Linked DNA regions of Homo sapiens: region 1 is linked to region 2. Evidence: chromatin contacts called from ENCODE Hi-C or POLR2A ChIA-PET data. All regions are on one chromosome and are shown on one strand. The core of a region is the stretch at or near the end of the contact, and the rest is flanking DNA. Distances in the headings are between cores, read along the strand shown. Region 1 holds the start of CCR4 (C-C motif chemokine receptor 4). Region 2 overlaps UBP1 (upstream binding protein 1).

The links. A loop is a pair of places that touch in the nucleus more often than their neighbours do. ChIA-PET counts read pairs that join two places held with the same protein, here RNA polymerase II (POLR2A). Pooled maps may share reads with other maps.
Region 1: a pooled map of right cardiac atrium shows a loop between it and region 2 (2.3-fold over the local background). The contact joins the promoter of CCR4 here to the enhancer-like site in region 2. A Hi-C loop is called at or near these places in 1 of 50 pooled maps. POLR2A ChIA-PET finds 5 or more read pairs at or near these places in 2 of 52 experiments (WTC11 and activated T-cell).

Annotation. Positions count from the first base shown.
Region 1 is chr3:32,949,699-32,953,477 of GRCh38, reverse strand. CCR4 (C-C motif chemokine receptor 4) reads right to left here and starts at 1,834. Exons shown (of 2, transcript NM_005508.5): 1 at 1,788-1,834; 2 at 1-106. The coding sequence starts at 55.
Region 2 is chr3:33,390,926-33,394,661 of GRCh38, reverse strand. It overlaps UBP1 (upstream binding protein 1), which reads left to right. Exons shown (of 16, transcript NM_014517.5): 14 at 1,208-1,350; 15 at 2,048-2,099. It also overlaps a transcript of FBXL2 not described here. Among named protein-coding and RNA genes, the nearest start is that of UBP1, 48 kb to the left of the region's middle. Within about 2 kb of position 1,806, at least 5 of the 41 ENCODE cell types and tissues checked have a DNase peak (open chromatin) inside an H3K27ac peak, as active enhancers do.

The sequences.
Region 1 (3,779 bases), core at 585-3,084, 440 kb after region 2:
AATTGCTGTATATGCTTTCATCGAGGGTGGTGTCTGCTATATCCGTGGGGTTCATTTTTTAACTCTACAGGCTCCTCAAGGCAGGTCTGGGCCCAACCAGAAGCAGCTAATGAGGGGAAGAGCAAAGGAGATTTCTGTGAGAACAAAAATAAACCAAAGTATTGCTAAATGCAGAGCATGGCTGCGTACTGTTTTGCTCCAGGTCTGTATATGCCTTTCCCAAGATGAAGGGCTCGATTACTCACAGGGCCCTGCAGCCAGACGAAATAATTTTGGGCTTTGGAGGCAGAAAGATTTGTTTCAGATTCCAGCTTGGGCACTCACTAATTTTCTTACCTCTCTGCCAGGAGCTTCAGTTCTCTCATTTGTAAGTGAGGATCGTAAAACCCCCTTTCAAGCAGGTGTTCTTTGAGGATGTGTTTCAAAAAGATATTTCATAGTCTGGGGTTACTGAAATCACTTTCAGGGATGACAAAATCAGTTGAACAATTCTCAATTGGGTGTATTTTATATGATCATGATCATCATCAAACTGCACGTAAAAATCAATTCTACGCACAGAATCCTATTAGAGTGGGAATTCACCTGATGGATCTAGAAAACACACATCACAGCCAGAAATAAAACCTCTACCTCCCCAACCACCTTCACTTCCTATCTAAATTGGCAGATAAAGAGGTTGAAATCTTCTTAAAATTAATCACATGCTGACATGTGTATCAGAGCAATTCAGGGCTGAAGGGCTTTCCGACTCAAGGCCACTCCCTTGCTTCCTTCTTGAGGCTTTTGTGGGACCCTCACATTCCTTGTTAAAATCCTTTTCACATTCGTCAGTAAATTCACATTCGATCTCTCCCCACACCCCCACCACCACACACCCAATGCCCAAACTGTGTTTCTCAAGAAAGGGCTTTTGAAGCCAGGTGTGCAGTGGCCCACGCCTATAATCCCAGCACGTCGGGAGGCCGAGGAGGGAGGATCACTTGAGCCAAGGAGCTCCATGCCAGCGTGAGCAACATAAGGAGACCCTGTCTCTACAAAAAATTGTTTTAAAAGTTAGCTGGGTGTGGTGGTACGTGCTGATAGTACCAGCTACTCAGGAGGCTGAGGCAGGAGGATCCCTTGAGCCCAGGAGTTCAAGGCGCAGTGAGCTATGATGGCACCATTGCACTTCAACCTGGGCAGCAGAGTGAAATCCTGTCTCAAAAAAAATAAAAAATAAAAAGGAAAGAAAAGAAAAAGAAAAAAAGAAAGAAAAAAGATTTTGGTTTACTCATGCAAATAGATACTGAACACCTGTTACATCACAGAGTCTCCAAAAAAGTTTGTTGAATGACTAACAATTCTAGTCTTTCTCCACCATTTTACCAGTGAAAATGAAAGGCATAAACAAGGCTGAGGAGTTAGGAAATTATCAGGAGAACAAAAAGCCAGGAGACACAGCTGGTAAGTGTCTGGAATTATTCTGTAGGCCTTGCGTGTGTGGTATTTCTTGCCTGGGAGTCTTGCTAGAAGCAAGAAGCAGACAAGTGTATATTTTTTATGAAAATGATCTATTTATTTGGGGCATGTGGACTCAGGCCAGATGTGTGCAGGAAGAGAGTCCTGCATAAATTAGTGCCCATCAGATGAGGGCTCAGAGGGTGTGGGGACAGGTAGAAGGTGTGTGGGCTGCAAGGTAGGTGCCAAGTGTAAGCCCTAGACTCGTGAGGGGCCTGAGCATCTCAGCCAGGTCCAGAAAGCAGTGTGCGACCCAAGACCCTGGGAATGTCCCCGTCCCTGCTTACCTTGCTTTTCTGAAAGCGGCTCTGAGGAAGGTCTGTGAGGCAATGCCAGGCTTGCTCAGGAAGCACGATGCTAAGAAGGACCCGGTGCCTTTCAAGGGTGCGTGGCTTCCTGTGAGCACGAGTTATCTCCCTCACCCAACTGTACTAAGTTCAAGTGGGGTTTTTTGATAGAAGTAGGAAGCAGAAAATGATTCTTAGTCATTTCCCAAGACCGAAGGCCAAGAAGATGTGCCAAAAAAAGATTAAGAAAAAAAATGAAGTCATTTTCTTTTTAAAAAAGATTTTTAGTTTTTTTAAAAATACAAAAATGTATTTGTTGGTTTTTAAAAAAGAGATTTTTTTAAAGAAACAGGGTCTCACTCTGTCACCCAGACTGGTGTTCAGTGGTGCAATCATAGCTCACCGTAACCTTGAACTCCTGGGCTCAAGTGATCCTCCTGCCTTAGTCTCCCAAGTAGCTGAGACTAGAGGTGCAAGCCACCATGACTGACTAATTTTAATTTTTGGGGAGATAGGGGTCTTGCTATATTGCCCAGGCTCATCTTGAACTACTGGCCTCAAGCAATCCTCCCACCTCAGCTTCCTAAAGCACTGGGATTACAGGAATCAGCCACTCCTTTTTCGCTTTTTAGTTTAAAAAAAAAAATTCCATTTAACTGGCCATATGCGGTAGCAATGATCTCTACATTTTGGATCAGCAACCTGTTTGCTAGTTTCTCATCATGGATATGCAGGGGCCAGCAATCAAGATGTGCAATGTTCTCCTGACAACTGGGATCTGAGAGGCCAGGGTGAGAAGGAAGGCCAGAGATAGTCAAGAAAAAGGATATTCAAGAAGAGAGAAGAGAAAAATTTGTCCAAATGTATGTGTCTGTGAGTGACTTGGAAGGCATCAGCCAACCACATTCTTTGATTCAATAGTTGACATGGCCTCAAACCAGTGTGAAGTGGCCTGGCAACATAGCTTCAAGTCCTTTTGAGTCAGGAAGACCCCTCACCCAAGCGCCTTCTGCTTGGGGATTGCGGAGCTTCATTGGCAGTGGTCTTGGCTGAGGTCTTGATCTTCACTTTGGATGTGGGTAGCAGTCATAAGCGAGGGGCTGACATGAGCCCTAAGTCTCTCATAGCCTCAGCTTTTTGGCAACTTCCAGATGCTTTCCCTGTGTTTCAACTGTTGCTTAGCTCTTTGATTCAGCTTAAAAGAGCCATAAAGATCATTCTTTCTAAGGAATTGGCATAAATAGAAATTAAAACACTGAGCTAGAATGGTGTTAGGGAACCCCTTCTTTTTTTTCATTATCACTTGCCCCAAGGAGTCTTTTGAGACTTTTTTTCCTAACACTCCCTCATAAAATTTTAATGCTACAAACATACCATATATCTATTTATACAGTGTATGTATATCTGTGCTTTATACATAAAATGAGTATGAAATTTTTCTCCCTCCAAGAGCCAAGTTTTATCTTGGGGGCAATATTGCCTCTACTGAGAATGCACGAGTTAGAGTAGAGAGTAGAGGCACTCAACTCAGGCTCCTTGCCTCCTTGAGGCATACAGCAATATCTGGAGACATTTTAGCTTGGGGTGGGAGGGAGTTACTACTGGCTTTTTTTTTTTTTTTTTGAGAAGGAGTCTTGCTCTGTCACCAGGCTGGAGTGCAGTGGCATGATCTCAGCTCACTGCAACCTCCGCCTCCCGGGTTCAAGCAACTCCCCTGCCTCAGCCTCCCAAGTAGCTGGGACTACAGGCACGCGCCACCATGTCCGGCTAATTTTTTGTATTTCAGTAGAGACGGGGTTTCACCATGTTGGCCAGGATGGTCTTGAACTCCTGACCTCAGGTGATCTGCCTGCCTCAGCCTCCCAAAGTGCTGGGATTATAGGCATGAGCCACCGCACCCAGCCTGCTACTGGTTTCTAATGGGTAGAGTCCAGGAATGCTGCTAAAGTCCTACAATGCACAGGACAGCCCACCACAGCAAAGAGTTGTCTG
Region 2 (3,736 bases), core at 557-3,056:
AAGTTCTCAGTAATGATATTCCTGATCCATGTCTGGCTTTAATCAGTAATTGAGCAGGACGTACAAGAGTGAGACTCACTACAGATGTGCACTGTGCAGATGTCTGCTGATAAGTTCTGTGTAGCAAAAATGCAGAACACTGGAATGTGGCTGGGGCTTTCTGTAAGGAAGCATCACACTTCATTGTTTATATTAGCTTTTCATATAGTATCTTTTATTTAAAATTTTTTGTGGGGGAGGGGCATATACAGATAGCTTTTATTCCTTAGGATAAATTCCTAGTAGTAGGATTACTGGATCAAAAACTATAATGCTTAACTGGGCGTGCTGGCTCACGCCTGTAATCCCAGCACTTTGGGAGGCCTAACTGGGCAGACTGCGTGAGCCCAGGAGTTTGAGACAGCTTGGGCAACATGGTGAAACCCTGTCTCTACAAATAATAATAATAATAATAATAATAATAATAATAAAAATTAGCCAGGCATGGTGGCGTGTGCCCCCACCATAGTCCCAGCTACTTAGGAGGCTGAGGTGGGAGGATTGCTTGAGCCTGGGAGGCAGAGGCTACAGTGAGCTGTGATTGTGTCACTGCACTCCAGCCTGGGCAACAAAAAAGGACACTGTCTTAAAAAAATAAACAAAAAGAACTATGACTCTTTTAGGGTTCTTTTTGTATATTGCTAGAAATACATGAAGTATATATTATTTTTAAAAACAGCTTTCTTCAGGCATAATTTACATACCATAAAGTCCTCCCATTGTAAGTATATAATGGTATTTTAGCCAATTTAGAGAGTTTGGCAGCCATTGTCAAAATTCAGTTTGAGTTCCATTATTTCAAGAAGATCCCCCATGTCCATTTGCAGCCAATTCCTGTTTTTAAATTTTGAATACATGAAACTATATTCATTGAATAAAAATATGAAGAAAAATTCAAACCTCAAATCTTTTTGTCCAGGGATTTCTGTTAATGTTTATTAAATTATATTTGTGGATATAAATAATGTATTCTTACGTTTTAGATTGGTAGTTCAAGATTTCAAGGTAGTAAGATGGGGGAAAGAAATAGTTTATTCCCATTTAAAATGTTTTTTTACTTTTTTGGTACTTTGAAAGGTGTGACCTTCGTACAGATCCTACAGATCAGGCAGAAAACAGATCAAAGATTACTGTTAAAATGCTTTTCTTTTTTTTTTTTTAATTTCAGTTTATCATGCAATCTACTTGGAAGAAATGATTGCCTCAGAAGTTGCTCGAAAACTTGCGCTGGTGTTTAATATCCCTCTCCACCAAATTAATCAGGTTTACAGACAGGGTCCCACCGGTATTCACATTCTTGTTAGTGATCAGGTAAATCAAATCATTTGTTTTTCCTTTTCAGACTGGTATTTACTTTTATACATGTAATTGTAGAACTGTAGAAAAATTCTGTGACCTCTTTTGAAAATACTTATGAGAATCATTTTCAGAGAGTTGGGAATCACTTTGGAAGAACTTATAACCAAGAGTTTCAGGCATCCTAGTGATAATATGGAATACAAGCCAAGGAAAACTGGCTTAGCCTCCCCCCAGCCCTTTAGGATGCAGCCAATCACTGGGGCACTCTAGGGATAGTGGCAGGCTTTGGCCCTTTTTATGAGGTGAGTCACTGGATGTGTTTTCCTTTTGTCTATTATTTGATGACTAATTTAAAAAAACATGTAAGATATATAATTTTTCCCCTAGTGATTGGTGGCAAGTAATAATAGAAGAGCACTTTATGCAATTTTTGTTCGAGTCATCATCCACTGGAGCCGGCAGGGAATGTGCCCCTGTGGGTCACATGGGTGACTGACCAGGTCTCTCAGGGACCATTATGGACAGGCATAGTGAACACAAGGCAGTGCAGCACGTGTGCATCTTTGCTGCCTCACACTGCCTTCATGAATTATCGTTTTGGCCATTGAGTCCTGTGTTTGTTTGAGAAGAATATTTACTGTTTTAAAATCATTTTAAGAAACGACAGTTGGATCTTAATTGTACTTACGCATTTACTTTATCCTTCCAGATGGTTCAGAATTTTCAAGATGAGAGTTGTTTTTTATTCTCCACAGTAAAAGGTACTTTGCATGTGTGTGTGTCTTAAAATGCTGGAATCATGAGAGATGGTGTGTGCCTCTAATTAGTGCCTCTCGTGTTTATTCTTTAAAATGATTGCTTTACTCATTTTAAGAAGAAAGTTTGATAAATGAGAATATTTCTAGTGGTTGTAACAGAAATTAGCATATAAGGAAGAGGAGTCAGTCTTTCTAGATGACTGGAAAAAAAAATCTCAATTCATTCAGCCAACGTCTTACTGAGCACTTTGTGTCAGACACCGTGCTTCTGTCGCTCAGTGGATCTATTGAATAAAACAGAATCCATGAAACTCCTATTGGGGAAAGCAAACCAAAATTGGCCAAGAGATACACAAAATTCCCAATATGTTAAGTTCCATGAAGGAACAGGAAAGTGTGGGGGTACTTATGGATAAGGGAGATCTGGGTTGAGGGGAATATGAAACTGTAAGGCAAGGCTTCTCTGAGGAGGTGTTATTAATCCTGAGACTTGAAGAATGAGAAGAAGCGGGAGCTGGCCATTGGATTAGCATCCCCAGGCAACGTGGGGCTGTGTGCAAAGAAAACACCTGGCTTCTTGGAAAGCCTGGCAGTGGGCCATGTAGGTGCCATGCAGTGTGTGAGGGTGAGCGGATCAGGGCAAATCAAAGCAGGAGGCCGGGTCTGGCATGCGGGGACCGGATGATGATGGTAGTTCGGATTTACTTGAAATGCATTGGGTTGTCACTGAAGTTGTTTAAACAAAGGAGTAGTAATGTGACTAGATTTTTCTTTCACTTTCACAACTCTGTGGAGACAGATGAGAAGGTGGCAAAACGAGGCAGGAGATATCCAGGTGAAAGGTGATGGTATCTTACACGTTTATAGACAGGGTCCCAGTGGGCTCCACTTTTGAGGGAGGAATAGTTCTGACACCTTATTTTCTGTGGAAAGTAACTGGGCAGATGGTGATCTCATTGAAGAGGTAAGTATGGTTGGGGTAAATCAACCAAGAGTTTGATTTTGGATATGTAGAAATGTCAAGTAGGCAGTTGACTATTACCAGTCTGGGGCTCAGAGAAGAGGCCTGGGCTTGAGATGTAAATTTGGAAACCTTCAGCATATCAGCAGTGACTCAAAGCTGTAGAAGTTGTTAAGGTCATTTAGGGAGAGAATATGAAAAGAGCCAGGACCAGGCTTAGGTGGCTCCAACATTAAAGAGGAGGGATTCCTAAATGTAAAATTATTTGAGAAGAGATCATACATTCATAGACTGTTTTAAAAGTCAGGTGAGCTAAGATCCAAATCCGGTCTTAGCACAAAAGCTGCCCCTAGAAGAGGGAGATGTCATGTGTGTCAGGTGTCCCCAGACTACTGAAATACTGATTTTATTTTGCGCCTCACATGTTGCGTATGCCATCAGGTTACCTGCAAGGCTGAGTTTTAACTCTGAACTGGTTCACTCTTTCAGAAACATCTTTAGCCTAGTACCCTTCTGCTCAGTCTTTTGTTTTCACAGCAGTACAGTTTTTACCTTGCATAACTGACATTGTCTGAAAAAGAAGACATATACTATAATTGCATAGTTTTGTTTTGTGAAACCAGCAGACATTTTTTGGTATTAGAAATCATAGGATCTCCCCTCTAATCTCAATTTACTG